2 separate regions of the Homo sapiens genome follow, and region 2 is linked to region 1. A link is an interaction called in ENCODE POLR2A ChIA-PET data of the cell type or tissue named here. Cell type or tissue: PC-9. All regions are shown on one strand.

The links. Peaks named below come from ENCODE experiments on the same cell type or tissue, not always from the same donor. Only the 100,000 strongest peaks of a DNase experiment are listed, where the experiment ranks them.
Region 2: POLR2A ChIA-PET joins it to region 1 with 6 read pairs; 2 of 35 experiments call an interaction of 5 or more read pairs at or near these places.

Annotation. Positions count from the first base shown.
Region 1 is chr2:235,005,314-235,013,313 of GRCh38, reverse strand. All of the region lies in intron 2 of SH3BP4 (SH3 domain binding protein 4), which reads right to left. Among named protein-coding and RNA genes, the nearest start is that of SH3BP4, 57 kb to the right of the region's middle. RefSeq lists enhancers at 83-659, 660-1,235, 1,236-1,812, 4,772-5,408, 6,766-7,355 and 2 more. In PC-9, no CTCF peak of the experiment used is centred here; a DNase peak (open chromatin) is centred at 4,553; H3K4me3 peaks cover 856 bases; H3K27ac peaks cover 5,931 bases.
Region 2 is chr2:234,598,769-234,606,768 of GRCh38, reverse strand. All of the region lies in intron 2 of LOC105373936 (a long non-coding RNA gene), which reads left to right. Among named protein-coding and RNA genes, the nearest start is that of LINC01173, 80 kb to the left of the region's middle. RefSeq lists an enhancer at 2,297-3,248. In PC-9, no CTCF peak of the experiment used is centred here; no DNase peak of the experiment used is centred here.

The sequences.
Region 1 (8,000 bases):
GTGATTGTGGGGAACACGGGCTGGACCTTCTGCACAGAAGGGAGGAAGGGCTGGCAGCGAACCACACAGGCCAGGGAGAAAGCCACTCGGACAGCGGAGGCCTGAAGACCTCCTCCCTTCCCACGCTGGCCAGATGTGCCTTGCGAGTCAGCACTTAGGGTTTTAATGTGTCTTCTCTCACAACTGAATCTCACCTCTGCTGATGCAAGATTCATTCTGGGAAAAGACCAGGGAACAGAAAGGCTGTTTTGGAAACATTTCTTTTTATTGTGAGTGGGCTGAAATTTCCACAGCCTGGGAGAAAAGCTGTGTCACCATCTGCATTTAGGGAGCGTGCACATTCGGCGTCCGGCCTCCAGCCCCACAGCCTAGGCGCAGAAAGGCCAGCCCTGCTCCTGGAGGCCTGTGCACTCATCTGGTGTGGTCCTTGGCTTTCTCACCTGATCCTTGGTAAAATATTAAAAACTCATCCCTGTCTCCTTCCTCCTGCTCCTTGGACCACAGTGGGGACTAAGTTGGGACAATGGCACGGCATGAGTTGGAAATGCATGTTGGGGTTAGAAGTGCGTAATGCACTCCGAGATGGAAACGCATTTTAGGGTTAGATGTGCGTAATGCACTCCGAGGAGTAAGGTGGGTGATAGCAAGAGCTGTTGCACCCTGCAGGCACTGCAGCCCAGCCGGCCAGGCAGGTGAAAGGAGGGAACTATGAGCGAGGCTTGGGGTCAGGCCAGGCCTGCAGGCACACAGGTCACCCGGCAGTAAAAGGAAGAGCCCTCCCTTGCGGTGCGGCTGGTTATTGTCCCCACTCAGACACAGGGTGTGCTTTCTTTAGGTGGGATGTACAATGATCCAAACATGACAACCAGGAAGAAAACTTGGCAGACAACTCAGGCGTCCCCTCGGCTCCCATTTATAGAACGTTACAGGACACATTTGTAGCCACCACCCTTCTCAACCTGTGTAAGTGGAGCCTGGTCAGCAATGACCTGTCTGTGGGGTGAAGACGCTGGGTCACTGGCTGTGGCTGTCAATCACTGAACTGTGCTGTGTGCAGCAGGGACCCCAGGGATGGTCTGCCGAGGTCAGGGCGCTTCCCATCCCAGTTGCCGTTCTTGTGTCTCCTCTGGGCTGGCTGTCCCTGCCAGTACCCTGAGCCACTGTCAGCGCCCCGTAACATTCATGAGCAGCTGGAGGGAAGATGCCAGAGTGTTTAAACCAATAAGCTGCTCCCTGCATCCACACTGAGTGTGCGGGCACCAGCCCCATGCTTTCCCTATAATAGGACCTAATCACTTTATTGTAACAGCTTATTGAATTGTGTGTCTCTCCAGCCAAGCTGTGTGCTCCGGGTCAGCAAGGGCTATGCCTGTCTCTCAGAATCCCATCCCCCACCCAGAGCCTGGAATGCAGCAGCAACCGCTCAACGGACACTAATCAACTGCAAGGAGGGCTTCAGGGTGGCTCCCATCCATCTCCTTGTATATGAATGGGGCTGCTTCCCAAAAGCAAGACTTCTTATGCTCATATCCTTCTCATTTCCAGCTGGTACAGGCATATGTTCTGACAAACAGAGAGTTATCAGAACTGGAGTCTTCCTTAATGTAAGTCGAGAGGAAGGACATTCACTAAATACACAGGTACTGAGCCTTTGCCAGGAATACAAAGAAAAGCAAGACTGTCGCTGTTCTCAGCAGGTTTACGGAAATGACAAAGACACAGATGAGAGCTATCATAGAGACTACGATCCAGGGAAGACAGCGAGAGCCACTGTTATGGGTGGAACTGAGTCACCCCAAAAGATGTGTTCAAGTCCTAACTCCTGGTACCTGTACATTTTACCATATTTGGAAATACAGTCTTTGCAGATGTGACGAAGTTAAGATGAGGTCATACGGAATTAGGATGGGCTCTAACTCCAATCACTGGTGTCCTTATAAGAGGGAAATTTAAATCCAGTACAGAGACACAGACAGAAGAGGGCCACATAACAATGAAGGCAGATATTTTTTGAAGGAACGTGGCTTTAAGCTAACGAAGACTGCCAAAAACCACCAGAAGCTAGGAGAGAGAGGAAGGGTTCTCCTAGGAGAGAGAGGAAGGGTTCTAGGAGAGGGAGGAAGGGTTCTCCTAGGAGAGGGAGGAAGGGTTCTCCTAGGAGAGGGAGGAAGGGTTCTCCTAGGAGAGGGAGGAAGGGTTCTCCTAGGAGAGTAAGGAAGGGTTCTAGAAGAGGGAGGAAGGGTTCTCCTAGGAGAGGGAGGAAGGTTTCTCCTAGAAGAGGGAGGAAGGGTTTCAGGAGAGGGAGGAAGGGTTCTAGGAGAGACAGGAAGGGTTCTCCTAGAAGAGGGAAGAAGGGTTCTAGGAGAGAGAGAAAGGGTTCTCCTAGAAGAGGGAGGAAGGGCTCTCCTAGGAGAGGGAGGAAGGGTTCTAGAAGAGGGAGGAAGGTTTCTCCTAGGAGAGGGAGGAAGGGTTCTCCTAGGAGAGGGAGGAAGGGTTCTAGAAGAGGGAGGAAGGTTTCTCCTAGGAGAGGGAGGAAGGGTTCTCCTAGGAGAGGGAGGAAGGGTTGTCCTTGGAGAGCGGGGAAGGGTTCTCCTAGAGTCTTTGGAGAGACACAGTACTGCCAACATCTTGCTTTCAGGCTCCAGCCTCCAGACTGTGAGAATGTGTTTCTGCTTTAAGGCACGCAGTCCTTGGCACTGTGTTACAGCAGCCCTAGGGAACCAGTATGCCCTGCAACATTCATTGGCTGCTGGGTGTGTGTCAGGCACCATTCTAAAAGCTTTCAATGTGTTAATTCATTTGTGTATCACAAGTGCCCTATGAGACAGATAAGGATTATGACCTCTATTTCACAAATGAGGAAACCGAGATGCAGAGAAGCCAAGCCTCTTGTCCAAGGTTTTCCAGCCACCAAACAGCTGGACCGAGTAGTTCTGGGGCCTACTGTGTGCATCTTGCCCTGCGGGCCTCCCCATGAAGCAGGCTGGGCCCAGCACGGGAGGTCAGTGCCACAGGACTCAGACAGGCAACTGGAGATGAAGTGGGGTGGGCCCAGGGACAGAGCAAAGGGGGCTCACAGAAACACCCATCATTTCTGGTGCATGAAGGTATACTGGCTCAAGGTTTATGGAGAAAACCTGGGGTGGGAGCCATAGGGGCCGTGTGCACCATGGGGAGGGGTCTCTAATCTGCAAGTCAGGCTGCCAAGGAGGGGATGATACACCCTCAGTAGTTTGGGGGATCCCGGGGATGGGACGAAGGGTAGACAAGCAGGAGGTAACCCTGAAAAAAGACCCTCCAGGAAGCTCCAGCACTCACCAGAAGGAGGTGACTGAGCATCTATACCACGGCAGGGAAGGTTTGAGGAGAGGAGAGACTAACACACTTTCCCAGGAGCAAGAGGAAGGTCCTGGGGGTGACATGGAGGTGGCGAGCGGAAACCACAAAGACGCTCTTAGCTGGGATCTCCAAAATAGGCTGAATGTGGGCAGCATGGAGAAAAAGGAAGGTAGAGGGTTTTCTCCTGGACATGCCAACATAGGGTACCCACGTGAGGAGCAAACACATGGCTCTGGCAGTGAGAGGTAAATCTTGATTAGATCTGGAATAGACATTTGGGGAGAGATCCATAGAGAGATCCAGATCAAGGATATGGGAAGGAGGCAAGAGTCAAGGGCAAGACCCCAGAGAACAGTTACCACCAAAGGCAGGCCGGCTAGCAAAGAGCAGACACAGATGCAGAAAGAGGCCAAGGAGAGAGAGAAGAGACACAACAGAGAAGCCAAGAAATAATGGAGGCCAACGGAAGGAGCTGAATCCCCAAAGCACTCTTAGACACAATGACCTAGGAGCTCCGTCCTCCAGGGTCCCAGGCACACCACACCACGGCCCCTCTCCCAAACTCTCCTTTAAGATCCTCTTATCTCTGGCTCATTCAGTGACACTTTGGTCCTTTCAACCATCCCACCATACTGGAGCGAGCCTCTGAGTTTTGTTCCTTGGAAGTGGAGGGGACAACTGCCTTTGCAGAGTGGAGGCCCACGGCAGACAGACACACACTGCAGGCCGGATGGCACCTGCAGAGCTCAGAGGGGAGCTGGGCAGCAGGAGGGCCCAGAGAGCACTCTGGGAAGCCTGGTTATCCCAAGTAATAGTCCTTCAGGTGCTAGGAGGCAAGTATATTCTACCCGGAACCATCTCTATTTCAACAAACTCACCAATGGGTCAGTGATGAACATTAAGCTCTCAGCTATGGGGAAACATTCTTATGCAAATCAGCTGATTTCTAGACAATCCCAGAGAACACAAGCTGTCCGTCCACCTGTCCCTTGGGCAAATGTCAGCCCAGCCCCTGTAAGCCAGCTGGAACCCCGGTGTTGTGCTGGTGTGGTAGAGCTTACAGGACAGTCAGACAAAAACAGGCAGGCAGCAGCCAGCTGCTCCCATTGCTTTCTTTTTTAAAGCAAAGCATAAATGAGCAAAGTGTGTGAATCACCCCGTTTTTCAGTAGGGCCTCTGCTACAAGCCCATACCAGGTGGAGATAAAATAGAACAAAACCTACCCAACAGGTTTCCTAGCGGGAGAATGAGTTCACCAGAGGCCGGTGGCCTTTTGATAATTCACAGCTTGTTTGCCTTGGAGTTTTTACAGCGAGTAGGGAGAGGTGCTTGGAAAGGGCACCAAGAGTGATCCAGAGCCAGAGGACACTGCCAGAACCAAGGGGAGCTTGGAGAAGCTTCTTTCTTGTCTCCAACTAGAAAGTACCTAAGGAGCATTATTCTACACAAAGGGTACCAAAAAGAGAATGAGGAGAAAATAACCACCTACAAGGAGAAGCGGTACAAGAGGTAGCACCTCAAGCGTTCTCCGCCTCCTGCTTTATTTCGCCATGGTTCCTGAGTAGGCCTCGGCTGGTTCTTCCTGGCGTTTTCTCTCTGGCCCTCCTGGGCCCTGCAGGGAGGCTGCAGCCCAGAGCTCATGCCAGGCGACCACAGAGCCCCAGCTGCATCAAAGGGCCTCCCTCCCACCAAGGGGCTGTCCCAACCCAGGGCTTCAGGCTGGCTGAGCTGGGAGGTCAGGGTGGCAAACAGGCCTCCTTCCTTTCAGCTTATACACATCCTGCGGTGGCCCCTCAAGCTGTGCCACACCTCTCCGGGCACCAGATCCCACCTAATGGCTCACGACACTGTTCCCACCCAGTCTGGAGAGGAAGGCCACACAGAGGGCCAAGTCCCAGGGCAGCTTTCCTGACAGCTCTGAAACCTCCAAGCCACCCAGCTGCGACTCTCCCTTTCCCACAGGGGTGCAGCTCACGCGGCATCCTCCACCCCCAACGGCTGGTCCTTCTTGGCCTCCTTCAGAGGGTCTCCTCCCCTGACTGCCCTTGACGTCCAACCTCTCCGGTGCCCATCCCTGCTCTGCTGGTCTCCTCGCTGGCGCATTCTCCTCGGGTGCCTGAGTCCACCCTGGGCATGGCTAGGGGCATCTCTGCTGATGGCCAAACCGTGTCTCTACCCTGCCTCCTCAGCACTACCCATAACTGCCCCCACGGGCTCAGGATGGCCGCAGCCCGGGCTCAGGATGGCCGCAGCCTCTCAAGCACTGCACGCCTGGTCTCTTCTTCCCCACTTAGCAACTGGCAGCGCCCAGAAATCCCTCATCCTAAATTCCTCCTTCCTCCAAAACCAGTCAATCAATTCTCTAGGTGAAACAGCAAACTCTCTGGAAAACCATTTCTCCACCTTATCACTGCTGACATTTGGGGCCGGATCCATCTTTGTGTGGGCTGTCCTGGGCACTGCACGATCTGCAGCAGCGTCCTCAGGCTCTACCCACTCCATGCCGGTTGGAACCTCCTCCCTCCTCCCTGCGTGGTGACAATCACAAATCTCCAGACATTGCCAAGTGTCCCTGGGGGGCTGGGAGAGGCAAGGTCGCCCCAGGTGAGAAGCTCTGTGGTAAAGGATCAGAGAGTCAGTATCTGGGGCTTTTCAGGCCATTTGGTCTCCACTGCAACCTGGAGGAAGCAGGGAGGAGCTGCTCTGGACCCCACCTGCCATCTCTCCATCTCTGACATCTCTGACCAGCTCCCCTCTGTGCCTCCTGCTCCTGCCTTCCTGCAGGGACTCACCTGTCTCACCTGGACTCTCCCACTCAACTGCCTCCACTCCCTCCCCTCCCTCCCCTCTACTTGATTTCACAGGTGTGGGCTCACCCGACCCTAGGAAATGGAATTCATTTCCATTCTGACCGGGGGAAGATGACATCCTTTACCCGTGGCCAGGCCCTGTGCTAAATGTTCCGTCAGCTCGTTTAAGTCTCTGAAGCAGATCCGATGAGTAGAGGAAATGGAATGGATTTGGGGAATGAACTTGTCTAAGGACACACAGATGCGGCGTGGCACCCCCAATCTTCTTCACTAAACACCAGGTGCATCAGCCATGTTGCTGCTGTCACGGAGGTCCTGCCCTAGTCCCCCTCCCTTTATCTCCCCTAACCCAGCCCCTCTTTGAATCCCCAGGCAAAACCCAGATGGAGGGTCAGAGCTGGAGGGTCTTGGCAGCCGTGCAGTAGTACAGACGGACGCTTCCATTTGGGAACAGGCCTCACATGCTTGGCCTTGCCAGTCTCATCGGAGAGCCCAAGGGGTGCTGGCCCAGCAGAAATCTAGGCTGGGTGGCCCCTGGCAAAGCAGAGCGAGGGGGGCCCCTGAGTCCACAGACTCCTGAGAGCACAGGCCCCTGAGAGCACAGGCCCTTGGGAGCACAGGCCCTCTGCTTCTGAGAGTCCTGTGGTCCCGCCTGCAGCCAGCCCAGCACCATCGGGACCTTCATCCGCTGGCTTCTTTCCGGGAGTGCTTTTATATCACAGCTAAAAATCCATTAGGAATAAAAGGCACTATGCTTCGTTTCCTAAAAAATGCTACCCCACAGATTTTTGATGGATCCACTCTTGACCAAACCCATGATGCGTATGATACCCCCTGGGGCAGCAAGTGGCCGCTCTGAGATTTTCTGAACACACTCACGCTCAGCCCAAAGGAAAAGGGCAGGAAAGAAAAAATCCTCGCGGAACAAAGCCCGCAAAGACAAAGGAGACCAAGGCTGACTCCCATCTCCCACCTGCTGGCCTTTTCCCGTCCTGCTCGCTAGGTCGTAAAAGCCGTGGCCGGCGTGTGCTCTGGGTACAAAGCAGGCCCCATTCTCAGGTCACTCCACTCCAGCCAGCCCAGCACCATGCCAGGACAGGCGGCTCCTGCCCAGGATTAGTGGCTGGGGCCAGACAGCTGCAGGGGCTGGGCCGGCTTCCTACTCCCCCAGGGATCAAAACCTCCCTCTGGCGCCTCCCACAGCCAGGAACACAGGCGGGCACGCAAGAGCGGGATTCCAATTGCAGGAGCTAAGAGTGCTTGGCTGTGTGTAGACCCAACCAAGCCAGCCTGCCTGGGACCCTGGGACGGCCAGGGCTGGCTTGTTTACAATGGGCCACCCCTCCCAAAGCCAGCATGCTCTGGCTCTCCTCTCGTTCTGCCCCCACTGCATTTTGTAAGATGTGTGTGAAACCTGCAAAGCCTGGATCCCTGGGAGGGTTCAGCAAACATGTGCTTCCTTTGAAGCTCTGAAAGGCAGAAGCACAAGAGAGGTCAGCCTGTAGCCTGGACACGAGGAAGCCAAGATCAACAACTAAGCAGGGTGGCGGAGGCGGGGGTTCAGCAGCTCTGAGGGGCTCAAGGTGTCAGGGGAAGATTTGTTAAAATGCAGGTTCTGGGCCTGCCTTGGAGATCTTCACTCAGTAGGGCTGAGACATCACTCAAGGCCCCAACAGGAAAGGGACAATTTACAACAGTGAAGGGACCCCTGGGGGAAGTGACGCCAGGGAAGTGGGGAAGGGGGAAGCCTCCACTGGAACCTGGGGGAGACAGGGACCCCCAGTCAGGGGAGCCGGAGTGAGCCCCAGGCGAGGGGCTCCCCTGACACCTCCCTCTCCACCGCAAGCCAGA
Region 2 (8,000 bases), 410 kb after region 1:
ATTCTCCTGCCTCAGTCTCCTGAGTAGCTGGAATTACAGGTGCCCACCACTACACCTGGATAATTTTTGTAGTTTTAGTAGAGACGGGGTTCCATCATGTTGGCCAGGCTGGTCTCGAACTCCTGACCTCAGGTGATCCGCCCTCCTCAGCCTCTCAAAGTGCTGGGATTACAGGCAAGAGCCACCGCATCTGGCCTTTAATTGGTTTTTATAGGCAGCTGAGGTCACTGGCTTGGGATGACCAAGCCCTTTCAAAAGGTCCTTCTGAAAAGTTAAGAGATAGCACAGAAACCTGGTTAAAATGCAGATTCTGATTCAGTAGATGTGGCTGAAGTCTCAAGGGGCACCAATGCCGTAGAGACCACACTTGCCACAGCAGGGCTTTATTGAAGCGGCTTCAGAGAGTAAAGACTGAGCATGTCTTCCAAGCGCCAGGTGCTCTTGTAGGTCTGGGGGACACAGTCAGCAAGACCAACAGGGTCTCTGTCCTCGTGGAAATTTGAGTCTGATGACAGCAAAAGGGAGAGCAAAGCCCAAGGCATCTCAGTCTGATCTGGAATCTTCCTTTAAACCCAGGCTCGTGATAATGTTCTTGCTGTGTGTTAATTGTCTCTATGCACTCTTGGCTGTGGGTATCTCCTGCCATTCTGCTCTCCTGTGTCTCGGGGAGCCTTGGAAACACATTGCTAGGATATGCTCCCCTGCTTATCATGTAAAAATAGTTCTGCTTTGATGCGACATTGATTTTACGGATGCGTGAAAGGTGCTCTGGGAGGCTGAAGCACGATTGAAGCGTCGTCCCCCCCACACCCCCCAATGTTTACTGTGCTCTTACTGCTAACTCTGAGACACAGGGGATTGGATAATGGTCTCCTGTCCGCAGTCACTCGCAGGAAAGTTGGCAAAGGCAGTAAATAAAGTAATAAGTTAAGAAAATGTCATGAAATGTATGTGCTATGTTTGGTGTAGGCGTGGTGTTCGGTAGGGCCTCAGAGGAGAGAATGATTATTTCTGGGAGCTGAGGGTAGCGGATGAGGGTGGAAAGGTCATTTCAGAGAGGCCTGACTCACTGCAGCCCGACCAGGACTCCTTCTGCCTTTTCCCGCCCACCTCTCTCAGGTGCTTCTCCCAGGTACTTCTGTCTGCCTGCAACCTCTCTCCATCCTCCTGCCCTCTAACAAACACCGACTTTTCTCCTGGGTCTCCCTTCTCTGACCCTGCAAGGTGTAAGGTGACAAACCATCTTGGTTTGCTGGGACCGAGGGATTTCCCAGGAGATGAGAATTTACTGCTAAAATGGGGACAATCTGGGCCAGTTGGGATGGTTGGTTACCCTGGGTGTCTCCTCTGATGCTTCCCTTGGGCAGCACTCAGGACACAATGAATTGCATATCCTGCGTCTCTGTCCTTTTTACAAAGAGGTGGCAGCTCCATGAGGCCAGTCCTGAGACAGGCATCCGCAGTGCCCTGTGCAGCTGGCACTCAGTGAACTCTCATAGACAGAACTCTTGTGGTCCTTGAACCCTCTCGAGAAAAGAGGAGGTGTTTATCAGGCAGACAGGGAGAGGATGAAGCTGTGGATTTGGGGGGCAGCCCGAACGAAGGCCCTGGGGTACTGGCCGAACGTGGTGTATTTGGGGAGCACAGGCCGCCTTCTGCCATCTCTCCACGTCTGTGAGGGGCTGAGGCAGCCCCGGCCTAGAGGAAACACTGCAAAAAAGAAAAGAGCAGCACAAGGGGATGAGGATGCACCAGACCACAGAGATGGCACTTGCTTCTGCAGACGACATTAAAATATGGGACCATTTCAAATGGGATTAAATGTGACTTCGTAAAATCTTGCTCTCATGGCACTGTGTGGGGAGGAAAACTGCCAGGAAGCCTTTCGCTAAGGTTATAGCAGAGGGGGTGGAGGAGTGGGGTAGAATTCCAGCATACTCAGGAGGCGAACCTGGACTGATGACTGAGGCATGAGGATGGGGGTTGGCAGAGGAGGAGGAGGAGACAAGTGTTGCCCTGGAGTTCTCATTGGCCAGGAGAAAAACGAGCGGAGGAGGAGGTGGCTGGGAGCACCATCTTGGTGCAGCAACGTCCGGGAGGCCTGCTGTGCTCAGCCCTGCAGGTTTGCAGCTCAGCTGAGAGTTCTGGACCACAGCGATATTTAATTACTGTAGGCAAATGGATGTTAATTAAGTCAAAGAGTGGAGGAAATTGTCCAGGGAGACTGTACCAGGTAAGAAGAGGAGAGTGCCCAGGGCCAGGCCCCTGAGAGTATCAAGATAATTAGGCAGCCGAGGCAGAGGAGTGACATCGACTGAGAGAGGGGAGCCAGAGAGAGAAAGTGCTGTTTGGAATTAACAGGAAGAGAGAATTTTTGAGAACTGACTATCATTTTTTTCCACCCAGCCTGGAATTCAGTGGCATGAACACAGCTGAATTCTGAGCTGCAGCCTGAACCTTCTGAGCTGAAGCAATCCTCCCACCTCAGCCTTCCGAGTAGCTGGAACTACAGGTGTGCACCAACACGCACAGCTAACTTTTGTATTTTTTTTGTAGAGATGAGGTCTCACTATGTTGCCCAGGGTGGTCTTCAACTCCTGGGCTCAAGTGATCTACCTGCTTTGGGCTCCCAAGGTGCTAGGATTACAGGCATGAGCCAAAAACTGGCAGTCTTTTCAGTACTGGCTTCTGTGCACTTCCAGCTCCAAACAGTGCATGCTGTTTAGATGGGAGGTAGGGAGGTGGCCGCAGACCTGGTGGCCAGCATGGAGGAGGCAGCCTCCCTCAACCTCCTCCCACCACCACTGTGGCCACAGGGAGCTGAGGTTGGCTCCCGGCAGGCTCACCTGCTGGGAACTCCTTCTCTGATCTGAATGGTTTCCCTGTGGATGCGTCATTTCTAGGCAAGAGCAACAGGAGGCGCTCCAGGCCTGGGCCAGCCCTGGGCCAGCCCTGCTTCCATAGCTGACTCTGCAGACAGCTGGGCCAGGTCCCAAGCCTCAGAGCTGGGGCAGCTTTGGCTGGACCTGACAACTCTGAGGCTGCTTCTAGCTCTGATGATCTGAGTCCGTGACCTTAGATTCTGGAAATTCTGGAACAGGCCACTATTTTGAGGGTCCTCTGTAAATTTCCTACTCATTATTATTTCAGTGAATTTGTTCCACAAATGTCTGCCGAGCACCTGCTGTACATTAGACCTGAGGTACAGAGAGAGAACAAAATGGAAATGGCCCCTGGCCTGCAGGTGTCCCAGGAGGTAGGCATTAAACAAGCATGCGTTAGATGGAGAATAACCTGGTTCTTAGCAATGGGCATGCTGGGGACCGAGAATGGATCGTTGCAGACGTCGAATGTTGGGGATATGGGAACTGAGTTTGGGAAGAGTGAAGAAAGCTGTCACGTGGAGGAACCAAGTGCTCCCACTAGCTACAGGTTGGCAGGACAAGAGCCCAGTGAAGGAGTTGAGGGAGATGAAGTTGGATGCAGACCCAGGCTGAGTCACCTGGGGCCTGCATGCCTGGGGAAGAGGCTGGTTTTATTCTAGATGGAAGGGGGATTCTAGAAGGTGAGTGTCGTGGTCTGATTAACATTTATAAAAATAGGTCAGCCGGGCGCAGTGGCTCACGCCTGTAATCCCAGCACTTTGGGAGGCCGAGGCGGGTGGATCACGAGATCAGGAGATCGAGACCATCCTGGCTAACATGGTGAAATCATGTCTCTACTAAAGAGACAAAAAAATTAGCCAGGCATGGTGGCGGGTGCCTGTAGTCCCAGCTACTCGGGAGACTGAGGCAGGAGAATGGCATGAACCCAGGAGGCGGAGCTTGCAGTGAGCCAAGATCATGCCAGTGCACTCCAGCCTGGGTGACAGAGCGAGATTCCATCTCAAAAAAAAAAAAAAAAAAAAAAAAGTCAAGATCACACTTTTAATCAGGACTGATTTGCTCCATCTGATACCCTGCACAATTTTGGAGAGTTTTGCTAATGGCTCTGCAACATTGCTTTGACAAATGGGTAAGAACATGGCAGTATGTGACAAATTACTTGAATATCAGCCAAGGTTAAAATCACCACTAAACACTTTTTAAAAAATATCATTTCAAATGTAATAGCTGCCAAATTTCCCTGATGGGTTAATTTACCTGCTAGTGAAGAAGGGTTTAGATGACAATCCCAGACCAGCTGAAAGCTCAAGGCCATGGGAGAGCCTCTCTTCCATCCATGATCACTTTCATTCTGACCTTGGAAGAACAGGTCTTCTCCAGGCCCATGAGAAATGGGCAGCCTCAGACTGGCCGCTGTGACTTTCCTCCAGGCCATGAGCTGCTGGGACACTTGGCATGGAACCTGTAATAAGCAAAGCAAAGGGGTGACCTGGTTGGGGTCTTGGAAGGGAAGCAGAAAGGAGATGTAAGTACCCACAGCCTCTACTCCAGGGAGTTTGCCTTCCAAGGTGGTTAAAGACGAGGAGCCAGGACTCCAGACTTTCCATGCATGTCCCATCTGCTCTGGCATGTCTTCCATGAAAGACTCCATTTTATCGTGTAGCTCTCTTCATACAAGTGCACCATGATGTGCCATATTTTGTCCTGACAACATCACTCTTCATCTGTATGGAAGCTCCAAATGAAACTGAACTAGAAAATGGGGCTGTTGAGAGTGCTTTCTCTGGCTTAGTCCTAGCTCTCTCACTCCTTCTGTCCCCAAGACTTTGGGACAAGTGTCTCCATTTCTCCAGCTCCAGTTTCACTGCCTACGTAATAGGAATGATCTTAGAGGCACCAGATCTCACAGGTGCTGTGAATTACCTGAGAGGGAGGGAAGAGGTCTTTTTCAACCCAGAGTTTATCACACGCAGCAAGTGATGGGTTCGTGTTGGGCCCTTGATAAACCTTGAATTACAAATGATTGTGAAGTGACCATCAGCATTCTCTCGCAGGAGGTGAGGGCTGACAAACACAGCTTAAGGCCTGTGAAAGGAAAATAAATCTCAGGACCCCCAAATCACTAAGCCAATAGGAAAACTAAGGCTGGGAAGTGCATCAGGCAAGCCTGCCTCCTATTTTATTACTAAATAAGATAGCTACGAAGAGTAAAAAGCTACATACCTCCATCACTATTTGTCCACAAGAAAATTCCCTGTCGGCCTCAAGATCTTTACCCTAAAACAATTCTGTTGAATTTCACCCCGGCAATGTAAATTGATGATCGCTTATCTTCACAGATGTGGGACAAAGGACAGAACTGAAAGTCATCCCTCTGCTCACTAAAGACAAATGTGTATCTGATTGTTTCTTCCGCCTTATTGTTTATGTAAAAATGCAGATTCACTGAGGCAGACTGGGGCCGAAGTGACTATTCCTCCACTCCCTTCTCACATGTAAATTGTGTACTCAGTGAAAGGCTGATCAAAGACCCAAATTAATGCAACCTTTTGTCTCTTATCTACTTATGGCCTGGAAGTCCCCATTTCAAGTTGTCCTGCCTTTCTGTATTGAACCAGTGTTCATCTCACACATATTGATGTCTCGTGTCTCCCTAAAGTGTATAAAACCAAGCTGTGCCCCGACTACCTTAGGCACATGTCGTTAGGACCTCCTGAGGCTGTTGGGATGCGAGAAGCAGAAGCCCATTCCACTTGAGATAAGAGGATATTTACTGCAGGGATGCGGGGAACTCTGACTGTAGGAACTGGAATGTCACCAATAACTTCTGGCTCCACCCATCTCCACCTCCTCAACCTGCCTCTGCTTCTCTGCATGCCCACCTCAACATCCTCTCTGTTGCCAGCTTCTTCTGCTGGCCTCCTCATTTATGCTCCGTCATGGTTCATCTGGCATCTGTCTTTGCAGGGTACCAACTCTGAACCCCAAATCTATATATATTTCTTATTATTGAAGAGAAATTCACATAACATAAAATAAACCACTTAAACATGCACAATTCACAATGCTGTACAACCACTACCTCTTGCTAATTCCAAAACATTTTCATCACCACAAAAGAAAATCCCATGCCCATGAATCTGCCGCCTCCCCTCAGCTGCCAGCAATCACGAATCTGTTTTCAGTCTCTGTGGACTTACCTCTTCTGGAATTTCATATGAATGGAGTCATTTAATAGGTGCTTTTTGGTGACTGGCTTCTTTAACTTAGTGTGATGTTTTGAGGTCCATCCACATTGTAGCATGTGTCAGAACTTCATTCCTTTTTATGGCTAAGTAATATTCCATTGTATGGATAGAGCACATTTTGTGGACCCATTCATCTGTTGATGGACACTTGGATTGTTTCCACATTTTTGGCTGTTGTGAACAATGCTGCCATAAACATGCATGTCCTTGAGTATGTGTTTCTGTGCTTTTGAGCATATACTTCGGAGTGGAATTGCTGAGCCACATGGTCATTCTGTGTTTGAGGATCACAATGAGTTTATAGCTCCAGTGCCCTACACTGCATGCCAACTTGCCTTCAAGTCTCAATTTCAAATTCCTTGTGCAGACAATCTAATTGGCCCAGAGGAAGTAGGCATTGCTTCTAATGTAATCAGCCTGTGTGTGTGGTGGGCGTAGGGATGAGGTGGGGGGTGAGGGAGGCACAGAGGACATGGGGCTGCCCAGTGGCAGGAGGAGAGGATCTGCAGGAGACAAAATAAGAAGGAAATAGCAGCATCTCTAGCCCAACCAGCAACTCCCAGGAGCCACCTGTGGCTGGTGGAATACAACTCTCTGTCTCTGACTTAGAGGATTTGGTGGTAATTTTTAAACACCTGCTTTCATGATTCACTGTGTTACCAAATTTTACATTATTGTTTCTAAAATACTACTTAAATTTGTAGCATTACCATAACAATCTGGTTGAATGACCATTTTCAAATCATTTCAAATGAACAAGACGAAACACTCAGCAATTTTATGGGAAATTGCTGTCTGCATTGTACGCCTGTAAATAGTGCACATTAATAATGCAACATGGAGGCTCACACATTACACAGGATGAAAGTCGCTTCTTTATGCAGCGGGTGCAATGAAGAATTAATTTCTTTGCCAATACCAAAAGGTATATTCTGTTATGAAAATGCATTGACATTTTCATTCATGACAGACACCCACGCTGTGTTGGAATAATAAAGATCAAATTGTTTTTCCTCAAGAAAAGGATTTACACATATGTCAGAATGAAAAAACACAAGCTGCTTGACACAGTGAATCATTTGTAATTATTTAAAACTCTACTGAATGTGTGCTTCCATCCAAAGGTAGAGTCTAATTGCTGAGATGGGGAGGGTTCAGTTATTTGCTTCAAATACCAAGAAAAAGAAATCCTCAAAAAAATCTTCAGTATTTTTTAAATCAGTAGGTTTTTTTTCTATATTAGATGACAAATTAAAATTTACTCATGATAGGCCAGGCGCAGTGGCTCATGCCTGTAATCCCAGCACTTTGGGAGGCCGAGGCGGGCGGATCGTGAGGTCAGGAGATTGAGACCATCCTGGCTAACACGGTGAAACCCTGTCTCTATTAAAAATACAAAAAAATTATCCTGGCATGGTGGCGGGTGCCTGTAGTCCCAGCTACTTGGGAGGCTGAGGCAGGAGAATGGCGTGAACCCGGGAGGCGGAGCTTGCAGTGAGCCGAGATTGCGCCGCTACACTCCAGCCTGGGCTACAGAGTGAGACTCTGTCTCAAAAAAAAACAAAAACAAAAACAAACAAACAAAAAAATTTACTCATGATAAAAAAAAAAAACTCCTTTTAAAATCCTTAATATCTTAAAGGTCAAACATGACCATGCAATATCATATTTAATATTTTAAAATATTAAAGTATTTTTGAAGGGGACAAATAAACATTAAATAGAAAGATTTTTCCCAAGCCATTAGGACTCTGTGAAATACAATTCATAACATTATATTTTATAGAAAGCCATATGACTTTTGCCACCCTCCCTTTGTTACCTAAGTAACTTCTGGTTTTTTTCTTTTGTTATTATATTTACATTA